Regions from separate parts of the Homo sapiens genome. Here region 1 is linked to region 2. A link is a loop called in an ENCODE intact Hi-C map of the cell type or tissue named here. Cell type or tissue: dorsolateral prefrontal cortex. All regions are shown on one strand. Each heading gives the region's core, and the rest is flanking DNA. Links, peaks and the distances in the headings are about the cores only. Region 1 overlaps C1QTNF7-AS1 (C1QTNF7 antisense RNA 1). Region 2 overlaps CPEB2 (cytoplasmic polyadenylation element binding protein 2).

Region 1 (10,310 bases), core at 2,157-7,156, 100 kb after region 2:
TTGTAGCTCCAGCACAGTTTACAGAAACCTGACCCACAGTGAAAAATGTAAACACTAAAGCCAGAAGCCATTAGTTCTTTATGATGAGAATATAATCAGTATTACAAATAGCTTAAGGTCAAGGTCAAAGATACTGGCATGGATAATAAAGGGATACAAAAGTGCAGAAGAGGAAGACAATGGCATGAGCCTTGGAGAGACTTCCAAGAAGTAAGACTTCTAAGTAAATCTTTCAAGAAAGACTTCCTAGATGGGGTCTTGAAGTTGTACAAGACCTTTAATTCAGTTCTGCCACCATCTGTTTATGCAGAGGATCTAAACTTCATTACTTTGACAGTTCTGGCAAGTCAAGTAAATGAGTAAAGGAGACTGAGGGTAAACAGATTCTCCCTAGAGCCTCCCATAGGGCGAATGTCCCCATCAACACCTTGATTTTGAATTCCTGATCTCCAGAATTGTGAGAGAATACATTTCTGTAGCTTTAAGCCAGCATGTCTGTGATCACTTGTTATGGCAGCTATGAGGAACTAATACATCCTCCTTCACAGTGTTGTGTGGATTAAATGGCACATGGTAAGGACTAGGTGAAGGTTAAATCTTCTCTTCATCTATTTCTCTTCTGTGAAATGATATGAATACCACTGACCTGGAGGCCTAGCTGGTCATGTGCAGAAGAGGATTTTTGCTGAAGGTAAGAAACATCTGCCTCAGGCTACTCTCTTGCATGGTCCCCTTAAAAGATATTCCTCATGTCATCTGTTTTTGCAGAAATTGCAAAAGTGCAATATCTTAGTACTTTTTATCCCAGAGAACCTCCCAAGCTATACAAGCCTCTGGCTTCACAAGCTGGATCTGGCTTTGGTTGCTGGTTGTGTGGACTAAAAGTCTGCAATCCTCAGTAGGTTATCAAATAGATACGCACCGTGTACCTCTTATGTGCAAGGCATTGCAAGGCTACCTGGAAATGGAGAGAAGAGAAAGGAAACGCGGTTCTTCAAATCCACTGTAACTTCTGCCCCATCTCTAAAAAGTGGGACTTGTTTATATCCTGCCTCATTCCACCAAAGATTTGACGTGCTTACAGGAAACAAGCTCAATAAAACTATAAACCTCAAAAAAAATTGAAGTCAGTAAAAATACTAGAGATAGGACAGAGGCTTTGTGGATGAGGCCAGTTACCTTGGCCCTATTGTCTGTGAGGGTGAACAGGAAATCAGCAAGGTTGGGAATGATACTACAGAGAACAAGAGCACTACGGTCACTGACAGGTCCACAGCAGCTGGAGTGTCACTCAGAGGGACACACTGCAGTCACCAGATCAGCAAAGTGGTCCAGGGCAAGGGCACATAGACTGCAGATACCTTGCTATAGAACTTGGACTTCACCTGTTAGCAACTGGGAGCCACCCAGGTGTCTGTGAGCATGGTGGTGATGTGAGGTCACTCAAGACTATTTATGCGATGTGATTTCAGGCTACTCAGATGTCCTCAGTCCTGCATTTATGCCTTTTCCTATATCTGATTGTCTGTCTGCATCTGGCAACAGATCCTTCTCTCCTAGCTTCTAAGGGATCACATGACCCAAGATTGGCCATTTTTGTCTCTTGGGAATTTGAATATTGAGGCACACAGATGTGGCCAAAATGGACGGTAGAGCTGTGTACTGTGGTCGCAGTTGCAGGAGAGAAGATTCACCTATCCTTACTGCCAAGGCCCCCAGAGCCACACGGCTCATGTCTTTCCTGAATCTTAGTTGTTGATTCCTTACTTCTGTGGGATTCCCCTGTTGTGTTTGGCCATTTTTGCATTGCTATAAAGAAACATCTGAGGCTGCGTAATTTATAAAGAACAGAGGTTTATTTGGCTCTTGGTTCTGCAGGCTTTACAAGATGCACGGTGCTGGCATCTGCTCAGGGAGCTTACCATCATGGTGGAAGTTGAAGGCGCAGTGGGCATGTCACATGGTGAGAGCAGGAGTAAAAGAGAGATAAGAGCGAGGTCCAAGACTGTTTTAAACAACCAGAACTAACTGAGCGAGTACTCACTTATCACCAAGGGGATGGCGCTAAACCATTCATGAGGGATTCGTTCCCAGGGTACAGTCTCCTCCCACCAAACCTCACCTCCAACACGGGGAACACGTCAACAGGAGATTTTGAGGAGACAAAGATCCAAACCATGTTACCTGTGTTCTTCAAACAGATTCATTTTGTGTTCAAGTTAGTTGGAAGTAATTTCTGTTACTTGCAATCAATACTTGGCAGCTGTAACCCAAATCCTAACTGCGAATTTCTTCATTTCTCCATACAACTGCCTAATACAGTCTATTTATTAGCTTTAGATTTTATCCCTTAGAAGTAGGCAAAATGACTCTGGGAAGAGAAGATTGTGGATTCTAAGAAGCCATTTACGTGTTAGCATGAATTAACATTATCCTTTCTTGAAGAAGTATTTTGAAAGTGCGGAAAATAAAGGGTGGGAAGAGTGTATCATTGGGCAAGAAAGAGGAAACTGAAGTTCTGGGGAACCACTTTAACAGATTCTAGAGTTCTATCTCATGTTAAACTCATATTCCTCTTACTGTTCTCTCTCTCATTTCCCGACTCCTGACAACCCCAGTTCTTTTCAGCCTACTGGACATCTCTAAGAAATTCTGGGACCTGTGGGGCCGGTGGCTCAAACCTGTAATCCCAGCTCTTTGGGAGGCCGAGGCAGGCAGATCACGAGGTCAGGAGATCGAGACCATCCTGGCTGACACAGTGAAACACTGTGTCTACTAAAAATACGAAAAATTAGCTGGGCGTGGCGGCGGGCACCTGTAGTCCCAGCTACTCGGGAGGCTGAGGCAGGAGAATGGCGTGAACCCGGGAGGCGGAGCTTGTAGTGAGCCAAGATCACACCACTGCACTCCAGCCTGGGAAACATGCAGGACTCCGTCTCAAAAAAAAAAAAAAAAAGAAAAAAGAAATTCTGGGATCTGTTGATGGTCACTAAGAGAAGGCTACATTTTAAATAATTTAGACTCTTCCATTAACAGGACCCACAGCTCTCTTTTCTCTGCAAGTGGCCATGAGGCATATGCATGGACACTCCCAGGTACAGAAAGCAGCTGTCCCTCTCAGCAGTCAATCCCTTTGAAGATTAGTATTTACATGAAGCTAAATTCAACTTCATGGATGATTTACCTATTGACTAGAAGTTTTTCTTCTAAAATCAACCTGCTTTATTGTCAACATATAGTCCTTCAAACACTGGAAAACAGTTATTGAGGGTGCATAAAGATTTCACTGAGCAAAATGTATCTAGGCCTCACAGGCACACATTTAGATTTGTTGATGCGCTTCCCATGCTGGGTTATTTCTCCATCTTGTAATTGTCTCTTTGCAAATGTAAGGCCAGAACTGGGCAGAGAATGAACTCCAGATATGATCAAATCAATGCAGAAGAATGCAGGCCTATCACTTCCCTTGATCTGGAACTTAAACTTCTGTGAGATTGTATAACATTTTGTTAGCTTTCTAAATCATTGGTTTGTTGCAAACTCAGTTTATTCAGAAGAAAGATAACGATGGAGTTAAGAATGGAAAGTAGAAAGAAGTCATAGAGGTTTATCTGCTTGCTAAGGTATTTTGACTTTTACCTATTGATGATGAAAAGCATGCCTGTAGCTAGAACAGGTCACATATGTTCTAAGTGCTATATTTTCAATTCAGTGTTTGAACCCAAATATAGGACTTCTCTTTTGCCCTACTTGTCCTGGATTGGGGCTGCTCCCTATGTAGTTTGACCCAGTGGGAGCTCCTTGCTAGGGAGGGGCTGGATCCTGAAGGATGTTGTCTTCCTTCCTCCAAGGAGATTTCCATTTCTTATTTTTAAGCATAACTCTCTACCCCCACCTCGACCCCCGCCTGCCTTATGAAGTATCTGGAGAAGATAGTGGTTGATTATATCAAGAAATGTGAGGTCAGAGAAGCGGCCATTGGATCTGGCAAGGTCAAGGTCATTAGTGACCTTGAACAGAGACATTCCTGTGGAGTGAAGGGAAATGAAACCTCTCTATTTCCACCACCACCAGATTGACTTGGACACTTCTCATCTAACTCCTGGGTGACCTCCCCCTCCTAATCTCCCTCATCAACCCATCCTCACATCACCACCATCTTGGGCACAGGCCCAGACATAATTGTTTCCTACTTACATCTTTGGTGCTGCATTTTCTTGATGACAAGGCCCTTCACAATCAAGTCCCCACAACGTTTCTTGCACTGTCTCTGACACCCAGTATTCTAGTTACTCTGGACTATTTCTTATTTCTCAAGTCGTGTGCCTGCTACCTCTGTGGTTTGATCATTTAGTTCCTTTCTGCAGCAGGTAGTTTTTCTAAGACTTTGCTCATGGAGCCATCTGGAATCTCCCCAAACTCCCCCTGCCTCTCCCTCTTCTGTTTACCTGGCAGAGTAGGGGAGAGGTGGCAAGCTGAGAGATAGGGGAACTTCACTTCTAATTCTGGCTCTGCCACTAATAGGCTTGGTGACTTGAGTAAAGCCTTTCTCTGCTCTGGGTACCGATGTCCCACTCTCTGAAATGAGGGGGTTTGACTGCAATGGTTTTAAGGGCCCTTTCATCTGGAATATGCTCTGATTCCAAGGACAGTGGTATAGATTACACACGGGACACCTACCACCAAAACTGTAGAAAGAGAGGCTATTAAACCCTGTTAATTAGAAGCTAACCTGGTCTTTGGTTAAATGGGAAAGAAGGTGATGGTGGGGGCTTCTACGGGGAACCTGCTTTGCTGGCTGGTTTTCCACGCCTAGGTCTGGGGCACAGCATCTGACAGGTAAACTTGGCCAATGTTCAGGATTGGCCAGTGGACCCTCACTGAGCCGGCATGGCCAGTTCCAGGTTTCAAATACTTCTTCAAATGTCCAAAGCTTTGGGGCCTGAAATAGAATTTTCTTTTAAACCATTGTTATATGACGGTAGAAGTGTTCCTCACTTCGAGATGCTTAGTGATGACTAGTTTTATTTTTATACCCACCATTTCCTCTTGAAGAAATTAAACAAATAAACAGATGCCACCCTCTCTCCCTCTTCTCTTTTTTGGCTTAGGTCCTCCGACAATGCAGTGCTTTCTGCACCATCTGCTGGCTCTGCAAAGGTAATTAACAAAGGCACACTATTCCCAGATGAGGCTGGTTTATAAAGGACAAACCATGCTAGGAAAACGGAGAGGAACAAAGTAAGATCGTAGCAGACAGGCAAGGCTGCTGCAGTCCTGACTGCCAGTGGAGTGTGTTGTTAGAGCTTCTTGTCAAATTATAACTCCTAAAAATGAATTCAAACAGATTTAACCAAGGACATGGAATTTCACCCCTGCTGGGAGCCCTAAAGAAAGGGTGAGGAAAATTGTAGGGTGTCCAGTATTTTCTGACTCCCAGATCTTATTTTCTATATTTAATGTAATTTTTAAAGAAGGAGATATAAAAACTAACGTCAATGGAAGCTCAAAGTGAAAGATTGTGTGGGACGTTGGACTTTGGATCAGAGGCAGGCAGATTCTGTCATTCACCAACTCTCTGACCTTCAACATGTTATTCAACACCCCCCACCACCCCGAGCCTAATCCCCATACCTGTAGGTTGGGAACAATAATAACCCGAAACCTTCAGGGCCATTGTAATAATCAGTGAAACAATAAATTTGAGTCCGAAATCGTACCCAGTGCCAGGCTAGTACCAAGCCCATCCTAAGTAGTAGTTGTTAACATTCTCTTCGTCAGGTAAGGATCGTCATGACAGATGGCCTAATCCACCCTTAGCGGCAGGGAAGCAATAACCCTTCTAACAAAATTCACGTTCTAAAAGGAGCAGAAACACTGGAAATAAAATGAAAGAATAGAGGGGTTGACTTTAACAAAGAAAAGTAAGACCTAAAAATGTGTTCGGGGGAAGAAGGCATAATTATAGACTACACATATTCAAAACACATAAATCCCAACAAAGTAAGGGTTCATTCAGATTAAGATTTAGGGGTTTAAATAGGCCTATGTGGTGGAAACGTAAAAAGTGAAAACAATGAAAAACAAAAAGATAGGTTGTAATAAGATTAAAATATAAATTGCAGGAGCAGAAAACTGTCTTCTTGAGAAGGAGGATGTCCTTACTTGGCACGTTTAAAGTTAGATAGGACCAAATGGAAGATGGTTCTTAGCCATCTTATAGAGGCTCTTAGAAGACAGAGAGTGCCGTGATGATGATGATGTTATTGATGATGATCACAACAATGATGGTGATAATGACAGTGATTGCTTTTTTGTTCTCTTTGCTGGTGTGGTCTGGACTCAAGGAACCTGCTTCTGGTTTCCCAGAGAAAAACATCCCAGATAGTGCTGTTTTATGAGAGTCCCAGGCTCCTAAAGGCAGTCAGAAGGTTGGTGTTTGTTTTCTGACAGCAACAAAAGGTGTCTGAGTCAGTAAAATGATGACAGCTGTCAACAGTGCATAGTCCCCTCACCAATGGCTGGAGCTCGATGTTTGTGAAGCAAGTGAATCTTAGTAAATATCAAATTAACCCACACTTGCCACTGGTGCCAGAGCTCTTAAAATGTCAACGTGCCAAGGGACACCTGGCTCATTGCCCTAACCAGCGGCCGGCAGCCCAACCTAGAGGAACAAAAGACACGGCGATCCTGGTTTATTTGGGAGACTTTATCTTCTTCATACTCAACAGGCTTCAATATTGACATTCTCCCTGGTGATGGCTGGGAATCCAAGTCACAATGGCCTAATGCATCCAATTTTTCCTTCGAAATCCAGCTCAGATACTGCCAATCTGTGACGTGTTCCTAAAGACTGTTACCAGCGACAGAGAGTTAAATGCTCCTCCCTTTGTCCCATGTTATGTCAGGGACATCCTGGTATCATCATTCATCAGATCAACTTTCTCCTACTACAACTCACAATTATAGTAGACAGTAACAGGTATGGGTTGATTAGCTGGGCATATGTTGATTCAGAGAGGCTTTTTATAAGAGGAAACCTTTGATTTTAAGACATGAGTAGGGTTTTCCTAAATTGATGAAAGAAAAAATGGAATTCCAGCATACAGACCATCTTGCACCATTGGCACCCCTCCCTGCCCCCGTGGAAACCAGGGCTCTCGGTGTACTTGCCCTTTCTGAAACATCCCTGGCTGTTTCCTGTCTCCCTGATTTCCTGTGTTGTTACCTGCGCTTGAACTGCCCTTTCTGCTTATGTCTACAGGAAAAAGAAAAGCTTGCCGCAAGTCTCTTCTCCTCCACAAAACCTTTGCAGACCTTTGTAGGCAGAGATGACTACTCCTCCCTCATGACCGTATCTGCATTCCAGTAAAAATAATGATGGGTTCTTTGGGGCTTCATATATACAGTATTGGTATATATCTGAAATATACATTTGTGAAATATGTATGCCAAATATAAATAGATAGATAAAATCTCATTCAATTCTTACAGCAACTCTGCATTATTATCCCCATTTACCCCCAAGCTTCCTGAACAGAGGCTTGGAGAGTTTAAGCAAGATTATTCAGCTCCTAAGTTTGGACCAAGACTCAAATTATTGCCTCCTCTTTCAGACACTACAAAAGGCTTTCTATAGTATAATGCCTATGCCCTCCGATTCATATACCTAACTGCCTCCCCTTCTATCAGGGCCTGGCTCTGAGTTGAAATCCAGTGCACATCTGTTGAATGGAATTGATTTGAAGAGAGCTGGCAATTAGAAGACTTGGAAGATGGCTCTCAGATGATGGGACAAGGTGCTTCAGAATGAAAGATGAATTAGGGAAGCAGGCACCAATTAGCAGAGGATGCTACAGCCTATGATAAGGAGCTTTAATTTGATAGGAGACAATTGGGAGCCATTCATCCTGCAGCTCAGAGAAAGCCATTGACAAGCCCCTAATGACACTCAGGGGCCTTTGAAACCTTTAATTGCTAACGGCAATTTTGCTATTTCCGTGTAGAAGTGACACAGGAGGATGAGCTCGCAGCCGCCATATGCACCCAGGCTGCACTGCCCACAGCAAGGTCACTGTAGGAGCATCCCTCCTCTCCTCTGTGCACAGCAGAAACACTGCAAGTGAGCCCAGGTCACTTTCCTTATGTGTCCCTGAACCCCAGGTAAAGGCCCCCCTGCCTCCCATATCCCCATGCCTTACTTACATGGCTCTTGGGTTATAAGGAGCCCTCATATCACTGTTTCTCTTCTGCAACTTCTGCTCCCCACCTTTGCCCCACTAGTTAACCCCCAGGTCTCCATCCAAAGAAAGGATTCACAGCTTCCAGAATTTCAGTTCCAGTGAGGCAAAATGCTGCTCTTCCTCTCCCATCACCACTTTAAAACACCACCAGGTCAAGACCAGTGTGGAAAAGGGGGAAGGAGGCTATGAAATCCTGCTGATAGAGAAGTCATGGGGGACTGTTTTGTGTTTTTATCTTTTATTTTTCCAAGTTTTGGATCCCTTCCCTTCTTCCATCTGGCACAAAAGCACTTGGAGGCCAGTATCTGGACCTGGCCTTCAAAAGCCAGTGAGTGTCAACAGGAGAACGGATTCCAGACGCACGGGACAATGGCCTTTTCAAGGCACAGAATGCTGCTCAGTATTGTACGGTTTGCATGTGATGCAGCTTCTTGAATGCACACAAACACTCCCATTTTCACCAGCTCCATGATGGTGACTTATTTACTGCTGAAGATCCCAGGGCCGATTCAAACTGCAAACATCTATCCCCACCCCAAAAGGGAAGAAAAAAAAAAAAACCTGACAACAACAAAAAGCCACATATGAAAAAGGAAAAGCCAACCAGTGTGCGACTGTGGGACTGGAACTCTGAAGTGGGCACCAGGTGCATTAATTACACTTGATTGCGTGTTGGTTTATGACTGCAGTCACTTGTGTGCTATGTTCTTGCCCCGCAGCATCTGTGCCGAAGGATGTCCTTGATATTTCACTAAGCAAGATGAATATTGGCCAGATGGTGACTTCACAAGGACATAATTCACATAGCATTTTCCTGCCCCGACACAGATTTCTGTGAAGGAATCTTGAATGCCACGCTGAACAAAACAGAACAAGAAAACTCAATGCCCCGAGAAGGCTCAGTCGTCGTAAGTTGAAGATTAATGGTCTCCACAGTGATGCCGACAGCAGCCCAAATGGCAGCCGGATCCCAGGCTCATGCTGCAGATCTTGCCAACCCATCTCTCTGTCGCTTGCAGAGTGAGCTGACATCATCTGAGGCATCTCCAATTCACTTGAGGGGGGAAGGGCACTCCCTGGGCCCCAAAAACACACACCACAGGAAACTGGGTCATTTACTTTTTAAAATGATTAATTTTGTGTAGTGACAGGCTTCGTCAGTACCTGCGTGCTTGGTAATTTTATTTTGATGGTGACCAAGTGAAGAACGTGCCCTAGGCTCCAGCAGCGAGCTCATTCTGGTGCCCTGGAAGGGGAAAATGGGAGAGAAGCAAATCTCTCTCCTTGGAAACTCTTAGCAACACCGAGAAGCCCTGGTATTATCAGGCCGCCAGCAAGTAAGCAAAATGGCCCAGTTCCGAGTTGCTTTAGGAAAGTTCTTACTCCCTGAGAGTACTATGTAGCTGACCTACATGGAGTTAAAAAGGTAGGCATTACACACTTGTCAGTGGTATTTTAAATGTGGTAAGCCTGTCTGGAATTTGTAAAATTTCTACAACCTACACATTTGAGTCCTGAACCATGAAATAAAGATATGGAGAGTGAAGGTCATCCTGCTACTAAAGAAGGTCAACCCAAGACAGTCTGAAAGCAATAGAAGTAGGGGGCCGGGGTGTCACATTCCTGAGGTCTCTGTGTGCAGACTGCCCATGTCCTAGTGATGTGGAGTCAAGACACAAGACATGTCCTCAAGCAGGACCAAAATCATCCCTTCAAAATCACATCGCCATGTTGAATGGTTGCTGTTTGTTTGTTTAGAAGGAATAAATAATAGTGATAAAAGGGATGGAGGCTATTTCTTGTACACCCACTGCGTGTGAGACTCCCTGCTGCACACGCCCCCAGTAACTCCTACAGCCCTCTGCAAGGTGTACCCATCGAGAGATTGTGCCCCCGCATCAGACTGCCTGCTCTGCCACCTTCTGCTGCGTGACCTCACACAACTGACTTAACCGCTCTGAAAGTCAGTTCCCTCGTGGGTTAAACAGAAATAAGAAGAGAACCTAGTTCACAAGCTGGTAAGGACTGAATGAAAGAATGCTTTGAAAGCTTGGTAGAGAGGCTGTC
Region 2 (10,310 bases), core at 3,244-8,243:
GTTTAACATACCTGTGCATATACACATCAACAGGTATGTTAAATAGCTCCTCATGTTGTTTTTACAACACTTCATAAGTGTTCTTCATTTTTATACAAGTTTTTCCTTTTAAAAATCATTTTCTAAATGAGTTTGAAGGACATATTGTTATTAAAAGTCTTTTTAAAAACATAAGTCACTTAGTTTTTTTCTTAATAGGTAGGTATTTCTCATAATTCTGATTAAGAGTTATAATGGAACATACTCCAGAAATTCACATAGAAATATTGGTAGGAAAGTGAATACACACACCATTGTTTAGTGTGATGGTGGCAGATTAGTTATTTCCATAACAGGGAATAGGAAATATTTCACATGGTTTAGCTTCATCTGTAGTCAGTTCTATTTTTGGTAATGTAGATACTTGGAATCTGAGAGTTGCCCAAAAAATAAGTAGAATAGCTCTTTACAGGATTCTAAAATTCCTCAGGTATGAGATAGTTGGAGAAATTTTCTAAGTGATTATATTCAAGCCAAGGAATGAAAACTTAAGATGCTATGAAATTTATACATATTTTTACCATTTTAGTATTGAGTAGCCTCAGCTAAGAACATAAACTGGCTATGATATCATTAATTTTCTCAATAGGTCAATAATTGTGACATTATGACATCATAATTTATCATTTGACTTTAAACTTGATGAAAATATTTTTATTTGCTTTGTAAATGTTCAATTCTCTACACCTATGAATGAAATTTTCCAGAGCAAATTTATACTGGATTAATACCATTAGGCTATGCCCAGGGATAAGCAGGAAGCCCTTCACATCCTGTGAAGTGTTTTGGGGACTGTTGACCATTTCTAGGCTTAATACAACTATTCACTCTTCTGTAGTCTATTCTTTTTTTTTTTTTTTTTCTTTGAGACGGAGTCTCGTTCTGTCTCCCAGGCTGGATTGCAGTGGCGCTATCTCATCTACCTGCAACCTCTGCCTCCAGGGTTCAAGCAACTCTCCTGTCTCAGCCTCATGAGTAGCTGGGACTACAGGTGCCTGCCACCACGCCCGGCTAATTTTTGTATTTTTAGTAGAGACGAGGTTTCACCATATTGGTCAGGCTGGTCTCCAACTCCTGGACTCAGGTGATCCACCCGCCTCAGCTTCCCAAAGTGCTGGGATTACAGGCATGACCACCCGTGTGTAGCTCCATAGTCTATTCTTGATCACTCTATTAAAATTTATTGCATCAGTCTGATTTTTCAGTTGATCTCCCATCACTTAGAGCTTTTTAAAAACTTTTATGTTTAGAAGACCTAGACAACAAAATACTAAGTGCTACTTTCACTCCTATCTGAGGAGAGGAGAAATAATATATAGGTCAGGTAAGCTATAAAATAGATCTGCCAGACTTTGGGGTCATTGGAGCTCAAGGATAGGTTAAGTGTGCAACAGATTACAAGCTAAATAAAGACACTACAATGGCAGCGATGCAAATGAAGTTATTTTATATGAAAGGGTCTGATATAAGCCTTATAGTGATTGACTTTTTTCTTAGAATTTAAATGACTGAGAGTTGACAAGTTTGTTTTTCCCACTTTATATTAGAGGAACTAGTGTGTTACAGACACACTTCCTTGTAGTAAAGCATTAGCATAAAATAAAAGTATATTTCATAATGTGAAATGTTTTCTTTTGATCTTTAAGTTTTATATTTTTAGGTAGACATTTCTGGCAACTTTCAGCACATATTTTTACTTAAGATTTATTCAATATTGAATTTTTTCCAGGCCTAAAAAAATCTGTGAATTTAAAATAAGATCTTAATTTTAACAGTCTTTGTTTGTTTACTGCCTTGACTTCATATATTAATTTCAGGGTAAAAATACTCATTGTGTATTCAAATTTGTGGGGAGGAGTTCTTTTAAAACAATTTGTGGATTTTATCAAACTAGTAGTTTCTTATGAAAAAGAAATTACAGTCTTTTTTTTTTCCATAGGAATTATGTCACTGCAAGTAACATAGATAGAAATGCCTATATACTTTTATGGTATTTAACATATGTACTATTCCATGATTTTGTTAATAGTAATTTGTATCTGAATCCCTCTTACCTCATAGGTAGACACATAAACAATTAGTAGATAGCTGTTATAACATATATTAAAGTGATAGAAAGCATTATTAGCTATAGTAATTTCTCTAAACAAGTTTAACATTGATTTCTTAAATCCTGTCTAATCTGTACAGGCTTCAGAGTATCAGTTTAATGGTGGTATATCTTCTCAGTCATCTGTGTCTTCTAGCACTACTTCCATGCAGGACTTGGTATAATGTAGATTGGATCTGAACAGCTATTTATTGGACTATATATGCCATACCATTCTTTATAATAAGTAGAAAAAATAAGCATTTAGTTCAAGTTGTTTCCATTCATTGGGAAAATTATTTGGGATGCTATTTACCGCAAAGTGTTGTATATTTCTGTCTTCATTAGCTGAAACAAATACTTGTGAATTTTAACACAAATGATAATGAAATGTGTGTTTCTTGTTAATTTCAGAGTTTTATATGATTCAGATGATATATATTTACCTATAAATAAAAGTCCTTTGTAGAATGGTAAAACATTTAAATCTTATATGGTGACATTGTCATTGCTCTTAAAACAAAGTAGCACTAATTTTCAGATGCCCACATAGCTTTTCGTATCAGAAATATTTGTATATGTGGGCTTATTTTTAGTTCTGACATTTTACAATTTGTGCTTTGTTTACATGCAGCAAGGAGTTATGGGCGAAGACGAGGTAATTCATTTCTGTTTGCTATGGTATAATTGTTTCTAATGGGGTTTACTGATCAATGTTGTAATTAATTACTCTAGATTTTTCATGCAATATCTGAAAACTCACACAATTGTATTTTGATTTGAGCACTTGTCGAAGTTTTTAATTTTAAATCTCCTAACCTTTGAACTGTATTTTTATACTAATTGTGGTTATTTAATAAATTTTCCCCTTTTAAACTGCTGAGATTTAACTCTAGTTTTTAAAGTTACTTCTGTATCTCTTAAAATAAAGCTGCTGTTTATGGTTTGTCTGCTTAAATATGTTTAATATTAGTGAAGTTAGCATGAAGTATGATTTTTCTGCTCTCTAAATGTGTAACTGTCATATTTATGATGTATAATTTACAGCTCTAGATTGTTAGTTTTATGTTGACCCAGTTGAAAATAACACACACCAAATAGATTATTTTTAACAGTGATTTATAGAAATCATGTTGCTTATATTTCTCTGTTTTCTAAGAATATAACCCCTTCTTTCCCTTTCTGTCTCTCACACACACACACAAACACATACCTTCTCCCCTTTCCTTTTTCCTTTCCCTCCCCCACAAAAGTATTCCCCACAGAGTTCTTGTGTGGTATCCTAAGGAAAGAGGACTATGTGATGCAAGACTATTATTGAACTTCCTAGGAAAGTAGCTGATGTTTTCTGTGGCTAAAACTTTGCTTCTCCCTTTTCCATGTGCAGACTAGTAGATGGGATGAGAGGAAGCAAAAGTATGCTACTAGATTGTTCTTTAAATGAGCAATAATCATGATGTTTATATTGTTAGGCTTATTCCAAGTGCCACACCGAATAAAAAGAGTTTTCTTTGACCTCTAAAAATCTCCCTTAAGCCATAGAGGATAGACAGGAATAATAGTGCCCTTTGATCACTTTTTTTTTTTTTTGAGACGGAGTTTCGCTCTTGTTGCCCAGGCTGGAGTGCAGTGGCGCGATCTCGGCTCACCACAACCTCTGCTTCCCGGATTCAAGCAATTCTCCTACCTCATCCTCCCAAGTAGCTGGGATTACAGGCATGTGCCACCACACCCAGCTAAATTTTTTATTTTTAGTAGAGATGGAGTTTCTCCATGTTGGCCCGTCTGGTCTTGAATTCCTGACCTCAGGTGATCTGCCCACCTCGGCCTCCCAAAGTGCTGGGATTACAGGCATGAGCCACCTATAGACATGTGCCAGTGCTTCCATTTCTTTTCAACTAGTCATGAATGTGTGTACTTTTTAAACAACAAACAAGCAAAACCATTTGCCACGACTGACAACCAAAACTAGTATTTTATATTCTTAAGTGGTCCCAATTTTATATTTCAGATTATCTGAATTTAACTTAATTTTTTAATATGGTTTTTTCAAATGCTTGACTGAATCTTTTGGTTCTTCAGTTTTCTAACTAAAAACTTAGAGGAGACAGACACTCAAGACTTAAAAAATTGAAGCTGAACAACTTTTCTAAAAACTTAGCAAGCTGAGAAGGGGGGAGCAGTTTAGAAGTTTAGTACCTATTTTCAAATCTATGGACTAGCTTATTTCACTATGCAATTTTAGTAATGGAGCTTCAGTTCTCTGAAACACAACCCACTTACCAGTCTGTGATTTTTAGGCATTTTGAAACTATAGAGCAATTCAGAATTCTTGCCTTGTTAAACATTTTTCATCTTTTACCTGTTGTGACTTACATTTAGTCTAATTTCGTATGCTCTCATGTAAATATCATGACCTAAGAAGTTCTTAGGAACAAGGTATTAGGAAGTAATGTTATTATTTGTCTTCATCTCAGTTCAATAATTGTAGATTATGATTATATTAAGAAAAAACAAAATTTTTTTCCCTGCTTTTATATAGGAACCAGCTATCATTCCTATATATCTCTATCCCCCGTAAGCCATAAAGACTTATTCGGCTTCAGAACTGCCTTCCTGCATTGGAAGAAGGAAGACTCTCACATGGTTTTAAGGCTTCTGATAAAAGCTTCCATTACGACAGAACTGATGGTTGGCATACATATTTGGCTTAGCATAAGGGGGAGTGAATGCCTGAATTTTCATCTCAAATTATATGGCCTTAGTAAATTATGAACACTAGCAGTCTACTTTTAAAATTTTGATTGTGAGAGTCACGTGAAAGGCACACTCATTAGAAATAACTACTGAGAGATTTTATCTGAATTTTAAAGTACACTGAAACGGTAAGTAATGCAATTTTTTTAAAACCTGCATACCAAAGGAATGACTCAGAAATGGCTAGTCACCTGGTTTTCTTCCTATTTTTTACTGTTTTTTCCTATTCCATGCTAGGTATAATAAACCTCAGACTGATAACCTTTTAACCACCAAACACCCCCTTTTATATAGCCTCATGTGTTAGATTTGATCCATCAAAGAAACTGCATTTATTTAGTAATTATTTTGTGAAAAATGAGTTGCTTATCTTCTGTTCATGTCGGATGTGTCACACTGAGTTGATATAATTTTTGCTAAAAATAAGTCATGGCTCTTCTACCAGTGCAATAATGGGTGAACAGTTATTTTCACAGGACATTCTGACTTTGACTTTTGTAGTCCTGTTCAGGAAGAACTGTTTTTCTTCTTTCAGCCCAGGCACGAAACTGTTTTCATTTAAAAGATTTCTCACTTGACTACAGTCAAATCAAGTTACTACCAAAATGACTTTATGTACTTGAATTTCTTAATAATGTCAATAAGAACTTTAAATAAAGCTAGCTCCAGATATTAATTTATGAAATATACTTTAGGAATAATCAAAATGTAATTATGCTAGTAGTAGTTAAGAAAAGCAGAGATTTCTGTCCCTGCTTTTTAGTTGGAACCTACTATCACTACTGTGTATCTCTATCCCCTGGTAGCCATAAAGAGTTCTACTTTAGAGCTGCCTAGGGGGCAGCATTAGGAAGGAAAACGGTTCATATGGGGAGCTGACTTTAATATATGGAAAACTACTTATCATTTGTATTTATTTTTTATTCATTGTTTCTTCCATTCCATTCTGAGAGTGAACATACTTGTCCAGGATTGAAGTAGGATGAGGGTTGTGAAGGGAGGCGTGAAGTGTAATTTAAGTTCGATCCTTTCAACTTAAACTATTTCTATAGCACAATAAGTTCCTTTAATAAAGGATTAAAGGGCTACTGTGTTCCAAAAGGAATAAAAATATATAGAATATTTTTAGTAATATAAATAAAAACGTAGTTTAGTTAATGGTTCTAAGACCCGGAAGGCAATCCTTTTAAGCAAGGAAACCCAGAGCTTGAGTTAGTAGATTACATATGGGATGAGAAGATAGGAGAAATAATTTTAAAGGGAGACAAATGATGGAAAGGTTAATTAGAGAAGTTTGATTTATTCATAGTGTATAGTCATTCAGACTTACGTGCTATAATAAATAAGGAATTATTAATAATATAGTATACTGCTTTGAAGTTGATCCAGGATTTTCAATTTGGAACAATTGTGAAGTACCCAGGGTAACTGTACACTCCCTAATAACATCACTGCCAGATATTTTTATGATGAAATCAAGGCTGAAATCCTTGATAAATAACTTCAATAATTGTGAGAGAGTGGGCAAGATCTCTGAAGCATGAAAAAAAAGCTGGGGTAACACTAATACAGGGGTCAGGAAACCATGGCCCGCAGGCCAAGGCTTCTGTTTTTGTAAACAAAGTTTTATTGAAATGCAGCCAGTATTTATTCATTGACTTTTGTCTGGCTGCCTTGAAACTACAATGATAGCACAGTTGAGTAATTCCAACAGAAAATGTCTGGTCTTCAAAATGTAAAATATTATATTTAATACTGACCCTTTAAAGAAAAAAATTTGCTGACCTCCCTTTCCTAACCTTTAAGAGACTGGTAGTGTCTGCTCTACACCTATACCCAGCAATATGAATTTTTATAGAAAACAAATTTTAGTAAACCTAATTTTAAAGCATATATATCTAGAAATTAAATAAAATTTACAAAGACATATAAGGTCATAGATTATAAATTTTTTAAGTAAATTATCTTCTTTATCCTTAATGAGAAAGGTACAAACCTATTGGAGCAAAACATTTTTAAGCCGTTAGTGTGTACATTATGGTGCCTTTCTCAGTTATTTGCAGAATCATACCCGAGTGTATTTGATTAAACAGATAATGCTGAAAATAGATCAATCTGAAATATACTTCTGTTGTTTTGATAGTTTTTTAAATTAATGTTTGGTAACATTAGCATAGCGCCCAGTGTCAGAGTTAGTAACCACCTATAACTTCTCTAACATACATGGATGTGTGCCGCACATACACCTACACACACACGGAGACCAGAGACCATAGGGGATAGCCATTATTCTCGTTTTGCTCTTCCTTCTCTTATTACTTCATTCATCTATAATCTTTATTATAACTACTATTTTGCCTTTAAAATTATACATTTTAGGTAGCAAACTTAATGTAAGCTATTATACTTGCATTTGTAGGTAGGGTTCTTGAACTCATAGTTAAGAATATCTCCTGTTTTCTGTATTTTACCTTAATATGGCCTTTGGAATATTTCTCTGTGCTTTTGGCTAAGCAAATATCTTCTACCGAAGGAAGGCTTTTTCCCTCTACTTCTTTTTCTCCTCTATCCTTTTCTGTCTATAACTATCTCATTCTTTGTAAATCATTCTCTTTTAAAGAACCTTTAATTAGAATCTCACTCCAGCCTGGGTTATAATTAATCTTCTCTGCTTCTAAATTCTCAGATGTTTTATCTGTATTTTCTATTACAAAACTTCAATTTGCCTTTCATTCATATGTATGTATCAGTGCTTATGTACATAAATATCTGTCATAAATACCTGTACATATGTGTGTATATATACACATATTCATACATATTATATATATATGAGCGTATATACATTTTAATTTAGACTCATGGGAGTAGCATTTTTGTGTAACGGTTTATTCTTGTTGCCTTGTAGTAGGGTCAATAATTTTGATTTGGGTTTCTTTCATAACAATGCAGAGAAATGAAGTGTTTGGAGTCAAGATCAAGTGATAATTTCTAAAATCAAAAAGCAGAAGACCATAAGCAAAAAAAATCTGCCACCTTAAACAATGCAAAACTGTAGTTTTAAATTGTTTTGAGTATAGGGTTTGCAAATTAATATCTTTAGGGTTCTCTTACTGATTTTAACGGCAAGGAAATATTACCTTTAAGATTATTTATCTGGTGAAATAAAAAACACATCTAACTCTTGTGGTAAGAGCCTTAGGAATAACCATATCAGCTCTTCTTTTAAAAGAAAAAAATAATTTCATAAGTAATTACTTTTAAATATTTATAAGTATCAGTCTCAAGTAAAAGAGAAATGATTAGCTTTTTGTACGGAAATTGTATAGAAAGGAAATTACAATTAGTAGTTTTTATCAGTTATTTCTTATTGGTGAATAACATTTTATTGTATGAATTTGTTTATCCATTTTCCTATTGATAGATGTTTGAGTTATACATTTGGTACTTGTTATGAATAAACCTTCCATGAATATTTTTGTACCTTTTTGTATGTGGGTGGACATGAGCACTCGTTTCTCTTGGATGTATAAGTAAAAGTGGAATTACTAGTTCATAGAGCAAGTATATGTTCAACTTTATTAGAAACTGCCAAATAGTTTCCAGTTTTATACCCCAGTAGAGTATGAGACTGTGTTGGCCTTTTTTTTTTGAGATGGAGTTTTGCTCGTGCTGCCCAGGCAGGCTGGAGTGCAATGGCCCGATCTCGGCTCACTGCAACCTCCACCTCCTAGGTTGAAGCGATTCTTCTGCCTCAGCCTTCTGAGTAGTTGGGATTACAGACATGCGCCACCACACCCGGCTAATTTTTATATTTTTAGTAGAGACGGGGTTTCACGATGTTGGCCAGGCTGGTCTCAAACTCCTCACCTCAGGTGATCTGCCTGCCTCAGCCTCCCAAAGTGCTGGGATTACAGGCATGAGCCATCGCGCCTGGCCAAGTGTTGGCTTTTTAATTTTATCCATTCTGGTGGTGTGTAGTCCCTCACTGTGGCTCTAATTTGCAGTTTCCTGATGACTAAGGATGACATCTAAGCACCTTTTCATGTGCTTCTAACCCATTCCATTGTATTCTTCTGTAAAGTTCCATTACAAGTCTTTTGCTCATTTTTAATTGGGTCATTTTTCTTCATTTATGGGAGTTCTTTATATATTTTGTCCTATTTTCCAGTAGCGTATTGCTTGCCATCCACTTTTTAACAGTATCTTTGATAAGCAGAAAAATGTCTAAATTTTAATAAAAATCCAATTATTTTCATTCACCATTAGTGTCATTTAGTCCCAAGAAATTATCACTACCCACAAGGTTATGAAGAAATTCTAGTTTCGTTGTTTTAACTTTTGCATTTAAGTCTGTGATCCTTCTTGGATTTATTTTTCAGTATGGTGTGATACAAGGATCAAATTTATTTTTCCCCCTCCAACTAGAAATCCATTTATTGAAAAGATTTACTTTTCCACATTGAACTGTATTGGTACCTTTGAAAAACATCAAGTGACTGTACATGTATAGGCCCATTTCTAGACTCTATTATGTTCCATTTATCTGTCTAATATCAGTTTTACAGTCTCAATAACTATAGCTAACTAGTGAGTCTTGAAACTTGGTAGTGTAAATCCTCCAACTTTGGCTTTTTGTTTGTTTGTTTTGTACGCTCTCCTTGATTGTTCGTAGGCCTTTGATTTATCATAAATTTTAGAACTGGCTTGTGAATTTCTAGAAGACAGTGTGCTGAGATTTTGGATGGATTGTATCCAGTCTGTAGATTGGATAATTTGGAAAGAATTTACATCTAACATGGTTTCTTCTGTTTATTCATTTATTTCATATTTTTAACATTTTTCCACAGCAAATTTTTGTCATTTTCGGTGTAAAAGTCTTACATATCTTGTGTTAAGTTTATTTGTCAGTATTTGGTGGGTTTGGATGAGGTATGGAAATGATATTTAAAATTTTTCCCAGTTTATTACTAGCATTTAGAAATAATTTGGTTTTTGTAAATTGAATTTGCATTTCTTCCCTAGATAAATACAATTATTTCTACTAGTTTGATTTCTTCGAATTTTACATGTACAATTATGTCTATACTAAGTAATTTTATTTTTCTTTGCCAGTGTTCATGACTTTAAATTATTTTTTTCATCTTCTTTGATTTGTTGTACCTCCAGTAGTACAATGCTGAGTAGAAATAGAGTGAACATCCTTCCAAACCTTCAAGAGAAACCATTTGATAATTTATTATTACAGACTTTCACTCTTTTTTTTTTAAATGCTCTTTATTGGATTGAAGAAATTCCCTCCTACTCCTAGTTTTCTGGGAGTTGTGGTTTTTTTTTTTTTAATTATGAATAGCTGTTGAGTTTTATCAGATGCATTTCCTACATTTATGGAAATAATTTTATGGTATTTCTATTTTTGTCTGTT

Evidence for each region. A loop is a pair of places that touch in the nucleus more often than their neighbours do. Peaks named below come from ENCODE experiments on the same cell type or tissue, not always from the same donor. Only the 100,000 strongest peaks of a DNase experiment are listed, where the experiment ranks them.
Region 1: it touches region 2 in a loop (6-fold over the local background); 4 of 110 quality-filtered maps call a loop at or near these places.

The regions. Positions count from the first base shown.
Region 1 is chr4:15,139,293-15,149,602 of GRCh38, forward strand. All of the region lies in intron 2 of C1QTNF7-AS1 (C1QTNF7 antisense RNA 1), which reads right to left. Among named protein-coding and RNA genes, the nearest start is that of CPEB2, 140 kb to the left of the region's middle. RefSeq lists an enhancer at 9,728-10,310. In dorsolateral prefrontal cortex, for the core only: CTCF peaks have their summits at 5,172 (motif pointing left) and 5,375; no DNase peak of the experiment used is centred there; H3K4me3 peaks cover 508 bases; H3K27ac peaks cover 3,637 bases.
Region 2 is chr4:15,037,702-15,048,011 of GRCh38, forward strand. CPEB2 (cytoplasmic polyadenylation element binding protein 2) reads left to right here. Exons shown (of 12, transcript NM_001177382.2): 6 at 2,763-2,786. All of the region lies in intron 2 of C1QTNF7-AS1 (C1QTNF7 antisense RNA 1), which reads right to left. Among named protein-coding and RNA genes, the nearest start is that of CPEB2, 40 kb to the left of the region's middle. In dorsolateral prefrontal cortex, for the core only: CTCF peaks have their summits at 5,738 and 5,963; no DNase peak of the experiment used is centred there; H3K4me3 peaks cover 1,210 bases; H3K27ac peaks cover 5,000 bases.